Linked DNA regions of Homo sapiens: region 2 is linked to region 1. A link is an interaction called in ENCODE POLR2A ChIA-PET data of the cell type or tissue named here. Cell type or tissue: B cell. All regions are shown on one strand. Each heading gives the region's core, and the rest is flanking DNA. Links, peaks and the distances in the headings are about the cores only.

Region 1 (2,912 bases), core at 122-2,621:
GTTCAGTGCTACTTCACTTGCCAGCCCTCCACTCTTCTTGCCTTTTAGTGATTAGGTATTTGAAGAACTCATACACAGACCATGCGATGGCTGTGGAGGGGATCTGGTAAATTACTCTGGCCTGCACCCCTCGGAAATAGGCGGTCACCCCACCTACTTGATATACCGTCCTGAAGGCACTAGCCATGCCTGTGATATGTCCTGTAATGTGTGAGTTCAAAGCCAAGGACTCCTGGGTGTTGAGCAGTGTTTTGCAAACGTCCAGTGGGGTTGTGGCTGCGGCAGCTACAGCTCCTGCGCAAGCTCCAGAGAGGACGTGGGAGCTTGGGTTGTACCGTCTCTGGGGGTTAAAGTGCTCCTGCAGGAATTCATAGGTCATGAAGTGAATGGCTTGGAAAGGAACGTTCATGGTCAGCTGGGTGGTGTAGCTGCGGTAAAAGGCCCCGGCCCCTTCATTTTGCCACACTGCCCGTACACAGTCTGTCACCCGGTGGTATGGTGAGTTGTACATCTGCATCCTCTGCTTGACCACTAGTAGTGCCATCAACGAGGAAGGAAATGGTGACAGCAGCCAACCGGTGATGGAGAGTATCCAGATTCAGAGCCCCAAGTCAGCAGATCAGCCAATGGAATAGAGAGAGAAAAAAGTATGAGTGAGCTGCTGGCTAACCTGAGAAGTCAGCTTCCCTTTTTTGAGGGGAAGGAGTAAGCAGAGGGTTGGTAACGAGTCAAAAAACAATAAACCCACTTCCATCAGGACTTCTGTAAAGCCAGCCAGTTCGCACACAGGACATATCTACAGTTTGGGAGCTTCAGAGAGTCTTCTTGAACTAAGTACCTATCTCTGATCTTACCCTCTAACAATTCCCAACAAGAAATGACTCCATGATAGTGATCATCACGAACACAGGCCCCTAACAATCCCAATCCTCGCATACAAAGAGCACCTAACTTTTAAAATGTGAGATGGTGATCCTCCTAGAGGGGAGGAGACAGAAGTTCTACCAAAGAAAAGATTCTTAGCCAAAAAGAGTTGGCTTTAGTCTTCAAACACCTCCCACTCCCTCAAGTAGATAACATGGTGTGAGCTCTGTGGAGCTTCAGCTTAGCTTTGGCTCTTTCCACCCCATGGCCTTGCCCAGACAGAAAATGAACGTGGCAACAATGCTATCCCTTCATATTTGCTCATCCTCACATGGAGAATGTTTTTGGAGAATTTTCCTCCGACTGAAAAGCCAAGATCCCAGCAGAAATGCAGGGACTGAGTTCTATGATTTAACCTTTCATTCCTATCCCAACTAGCTTCATTCCAATAAGAAAGGCAATATATTTAAGTGTCAATTCCTGCAAATCATAAGGGGGAAAAAAAAAGTCAGAATCCATCTTCACCTCTTTGAAGAAAAATGAATCTGCTAAACTTTCAGGACAGATCAAATCTACGACAAAGGAGGCTCCCAGGAAAGCCCAAAAACAGGCCACATGGAGACATCTTTTTCTAGGGAAGCCCCAGGGATTAGTAAAATCCCAGTGAATCTGCTTCCTGTCCAAGAGGGTGCCTCGTTAGGTACCAAAAACATGGAGGGAGCACCCTCTAGTGGTAAAACAAGGTAACAGAATTTCCCACCAAAACTGATGTGCTTTCTTCTGCAAACTGTAAAGAAATACAGGTGCAGCTGCCCACAGAGTGATAGGTTGAGGAATCATTACCTTCCGCAGGGTTCATGGCTGCATCATGAAGTAATGTTGCCACACACCCGGCCGCACCTGCAAACAAGAAAACAACTGCCACATGTAAGGCCAAGAGAGCTGACCAACTCATTGAGGTCCCCCAGTGAAGGGGAGTGGCTGTGCTACACTACAGCGGGGAAAAGTAACGTTAAGAGCTAGTCCAAAAGATGGGGACCCACTGCTCCTAAACTCCTGTTTAAGAAGGTAAAGTATCTGTTCCCACCAACTTTGTAAGGTCACTAATGTATTCCACATCCATGATAGGAAGGCCAGCTCAAGTCTTATCAATAAAGATCATTCTGAGAATAAATGCAGCTCACACCCCAGACAGGAAGCAGATACACTGCTGCCTAGGGATGCCAGCACATCACCTGCCACCAGTGGAGGGAGATACGGGGGCCAGGTGGTCAGATCTCACAGAACCTCACCACAGAATCCCACCTCAGTCCTGCCGCAGAACCCATTTGCAGAGCCTAACATTTGTCTACAAAGATCTTTCGTTCAGGTCCTGAACTACTCTACCCCTCATCCTCTCCACACTCAACTTGGTTTCCAGCCGGTCCTAAAGCCCTAGGCTGCTATCCTTTCTCTTACTTCCACACAACCTTCTGGTTTCTTCATGCAGTTCCTTGGCCCCACCCCCATTCATTTTGTCATGAGGCTTTGTCATGTTCTCAACACAAACTGCCTCTGGTGAGTTGGGATCCTGAAAAGGTGAGGCAAAAAGCAGGGGCTTCATTAGTATCTTCCTTGGGTGGCTGGCTGGGTCGCCTCCAATCCTGCCCTAAGGAGCAGGACACCACCCAACTGTCAAACATAGACTGGGGGTAGTTCAGTGTGTCTCCACATTACCAGGGCATTAGAAGTTGATGCCAGGGAGATGAGAGGAACAAGTCAAGCTGGTAGGTAAGGGAGGATACTGTAACCCTTTGTTGAGGTGCCCCAAAGGAAAAGGCAGGGTTGAAGCGGCCCGTTGTCTGAGAACATCAGGTTTGGAAGTCCCTCCCTTATAATCTGGCCTATCCCAGCCCAAAGCTTCAGCTCCAAACCATGCTGAGACTGGAAAGCACTGACAGCAGCAAAGCCCAAAGAGTTGGGAAAGTGGGGGAACCAGCACAGGAAGGCTCAATACCATTGGCAATATGGCTATTGCCCCCAGGGTGGATTACATCACTCAATGTCTT
Region 2 (2,912 bases), core at 154-2,653, 95 kb before region 1:
TTAAAAATACCTTATTGCTAAAAAAAAATGCTAACGATCATCTGAGACTTCAGCAAATCATAATCTTTTTGCTGGTAGACGCTTTTGCCTTGACATTGATGGTTCTTTTGACTGATCAAGGTGGTTGTTGCTGAAGGCTGGCATGGCTGTGGCGATTTCTTAAAAGAAGATGACAATCATGTTTGCCATATCAATTGACTCTTCCTTTCACAAAAGGTTTCTCTGTAGCATGCAATGCTGGTTGATAGCATTTTACCTACAGTAACTTCCTTCAAAATTGGAGTCAATTCTCCCAAATCCTGCCACTGCTTTGTCAACTAAGTTTATGGAATATTTGAAATCCTTTGTTGTCATTTCAACAATGTTCATAGCATCTTCACCAGGAACAGATTTCATCCCAAGAAACCCCTTTCTTTCTTTCTTTCTTTCTTTTTTTTTTTTTTTTTTCTGAGACGGAGTCTTTCTCTGTCGCCCAGGCTGGAGTGCAGTGGTGCGATCTCGGCTTATTGCAACCTCCACCTTCCCAGGTTCATGCCATTCTCCTGCCTCAGCTTCCCGAGTAGCTGGGACTACGGGCGCCTGCCACCATGCCCGGCTAATTTTTTTGTATTTTTAGTAGAGACGGGGTTTCACCGTGTTAGCCAGGATGGTCTTGATCTCCTGACCTCGTGATCCACCTGCCTCCCAAAGTGCTGGGATTACAAGCATGAGCCACCGCGCCTGGCCAAGAAACCACTTTCTTTGCCCATCTATAAGAACCAACTTGCCATCCATTCAAGCTCTACCCTCAGATTGCAGCAGTTTAGTCACAGCTCCACTTCTAATTCCAGTTCTCTTGCTATTTCTACCACATCTACAGTTATTTCCCTCACCAAAGTCTTGAACCTCTCAAAGTAATCCATGAGGCTTGGAATCAGCCTCTCCCAAACTTCTGTTAATGTTGATATTTTGACCTCCTCCCATGAATCACAAATGTTTTTAACAGCATCTAAAATGGTGAATCCTTTCCAGAAGGTTTTCAATTGACTTTGCTCTGATCCATCAGAGGAATCACTATATATTGGCAGCTATAGACTTAGACACTGAGTTTCTTAAATAAGACTTGAAAATGAAAATTACTCCTTGATCCATGGGCCGCAGAATGGATACTGTGTTAGCAGGCATGAAAATAACATTAATCTCCTTGTACCTCTTCATAAGAGCTATAGGTGACCGGGTCATTGTTGATGAACAGTAATATTTTGATTTTTTTTTTTTTTTTTTTTTTTTTTGCTGAGCAGCAGATCTCAACTGAGGCCGAGGTGGGCAGATCGCCTGAGGTTGGGAGTTTAAGACCAGCCTGACAAACATGGAGAAACCCCATCTCTACTGAAAATACAAAATTAGCCGGGTGTGGTGGCGCATGCCTGTAATCCCACTACTCGGGAGGCTGAGACAGGAGAATCGCTTGAACCTGGGAGGTAGAGGTTGCGGTGAGCCAAGATTGTGCCATTGCACTCTAGCCTGGGTGACAAGAGCGAAACTCTGTCTCAAAAAAAAAAAAAAAAATTTAGTAAACCATGCTATAAACAGATGTGCTGTCATCCAGGATTTGTTGTTCCATTTACAGAGCACAGGCAGAGTAGATTTAGCATAATTCTTAAGGGCCCTAGGATTTTTGGAATGGCAAATGATCTTTGGCTTCAACTTAAAGTCACCAGCTGCATTAGCCCCTAACAAGAGATTCAGCCTGTCATTTGAAGCTTTGAAGCCAAGCATTGACTTCTGCTCTCTCATGATCAAAGTCCTCAATGATCTCTTCTTCCAAGACAAGGCTGTTTTATCTACATTGAAAATCTGCTGTGTGAATCCAGGAGGCAGAGGCTACAGTGGGCCAAGATCGTACCATTGCACTCCAGCCTGGGCGACAGGGCGAGACTCCGTCTCAAAAAAAAAAAAAAAAAAAGAAAAGAAAAGAAAAGAAAAAGAAAATCTGCTGTTTAGTGTAGCCACATTCATCAATTAACTTAGCTTGGTCTTCTGAATAACTTAGTGCAGCTTTTGCATAAGCATTTGCTGCTTCGCCTTACATTTTTTTTTACATTACGGAGATGGCTTCTTTCCTTAAATCTCATGAACCAACCTCTACTAGCATCCAACTTTTCTTCTGCAGCTTCCTCACCTCTCTCCACCTTCATAGAATTAAAGAGTTAGGGCCTTGCTCTGAATTTGGCTTTGGCTTAAGAGAATGTTGTGGCTGGTTTGATCTTCTATCCAGACCATTCAAAATTTCTCCATATCTGCAATAAGGCTGTTTTGTTTTCTTGTCATTTGTATGTTCACTGAAGTAGCACTTTTAATTTCCTTCAACAACTTTCCCTTTGCATTCACAGCTTGGCTAAATGGTGCAAGAGGCCTAGCTTTTAGCCTATCTCAGTTTTGGACATGCCTTCCTCACTAAGCTTAGTCCTATTTCTAGCTTTTTATTTAAAAGAGAGACACGTGACTCTTCCTTTCACTTCAACACTTACGGGCCATTGTAGGGTTATTAATTGGCCCAATTTAAATAGTGTTGTGCCTCAGGGAATAGGGAGGTTTGAGGAGGGGAGGGCAGAATGGCCTGTCAGTGGATCAGACAGAACACATACAACATTTATCGATTAAGCTCACTGTTTTATATGGGCACAGTTCATAGTACCCCAAAATAATTACAATAGTATTATCAAAGATCACTGATTACAGATCACCATAACAGATAGAATAATAATCCAAAAGTTTGAAATAGTACAAGTATTACCAAAATGTGACCCAGAGACATGAACTGAGCACACACTTTTGGAAAAATGCCACCAATAGACTTGCTCAATGAAGGGTTGCCACAAACCTTCAATTTGTTAAAAATGCATTATCTGTGAGGCACAATAAAACAAAGT

The links. Peaks named below come from ENCODE experiments on the same cell type or tissue, not always from the same donor. Only the 100,000 strongest peaks of a DNase experiment are listed, where the experiment ranks them.
Region 2: POLR2A ChIA-PET joins it to region 1 with 5 read pairs; 2 of 35 experiments call an interaction of 5 or more read pairs at or near these places.

Annotation. Positions count from the first base shown.
Region 1 is chr10:99,610,836-99,613,747 of GRCh38, forward strand. SLC25A28 (solute carrier family 25 member 28) reads right to left here. Exons shown (of 4, transcript NM_031212.4): 2 at 2,861-2,912; 3 at 1,708-1,764; 4 at 1-531. The coding sequence ends at 14. Among named protein-coding and RNA genes, the nearest start is that of SLC25A28, 8.1 kb to the right of the region's middle. In B cell, for the core only: CTCF peaks have their summits at 1,566 (motif pointing left) and 1,768; a DNase peak (open chromatin) is centred at 1,586; H3K27ac peaks cover 418 bases.
Region 2 is chr10:99,515,415-99,518,326 of GRCh38, forward strand. No RefSeq gene overlaps it. Among named protein-coding and RNA genes, the nearest start is that of LINC01475, 14 kb to the right of the region's middle. In B cell, for the core only: no CTCF peak of the experiment used is centred there; no DNase peak of the experiment used is centred there.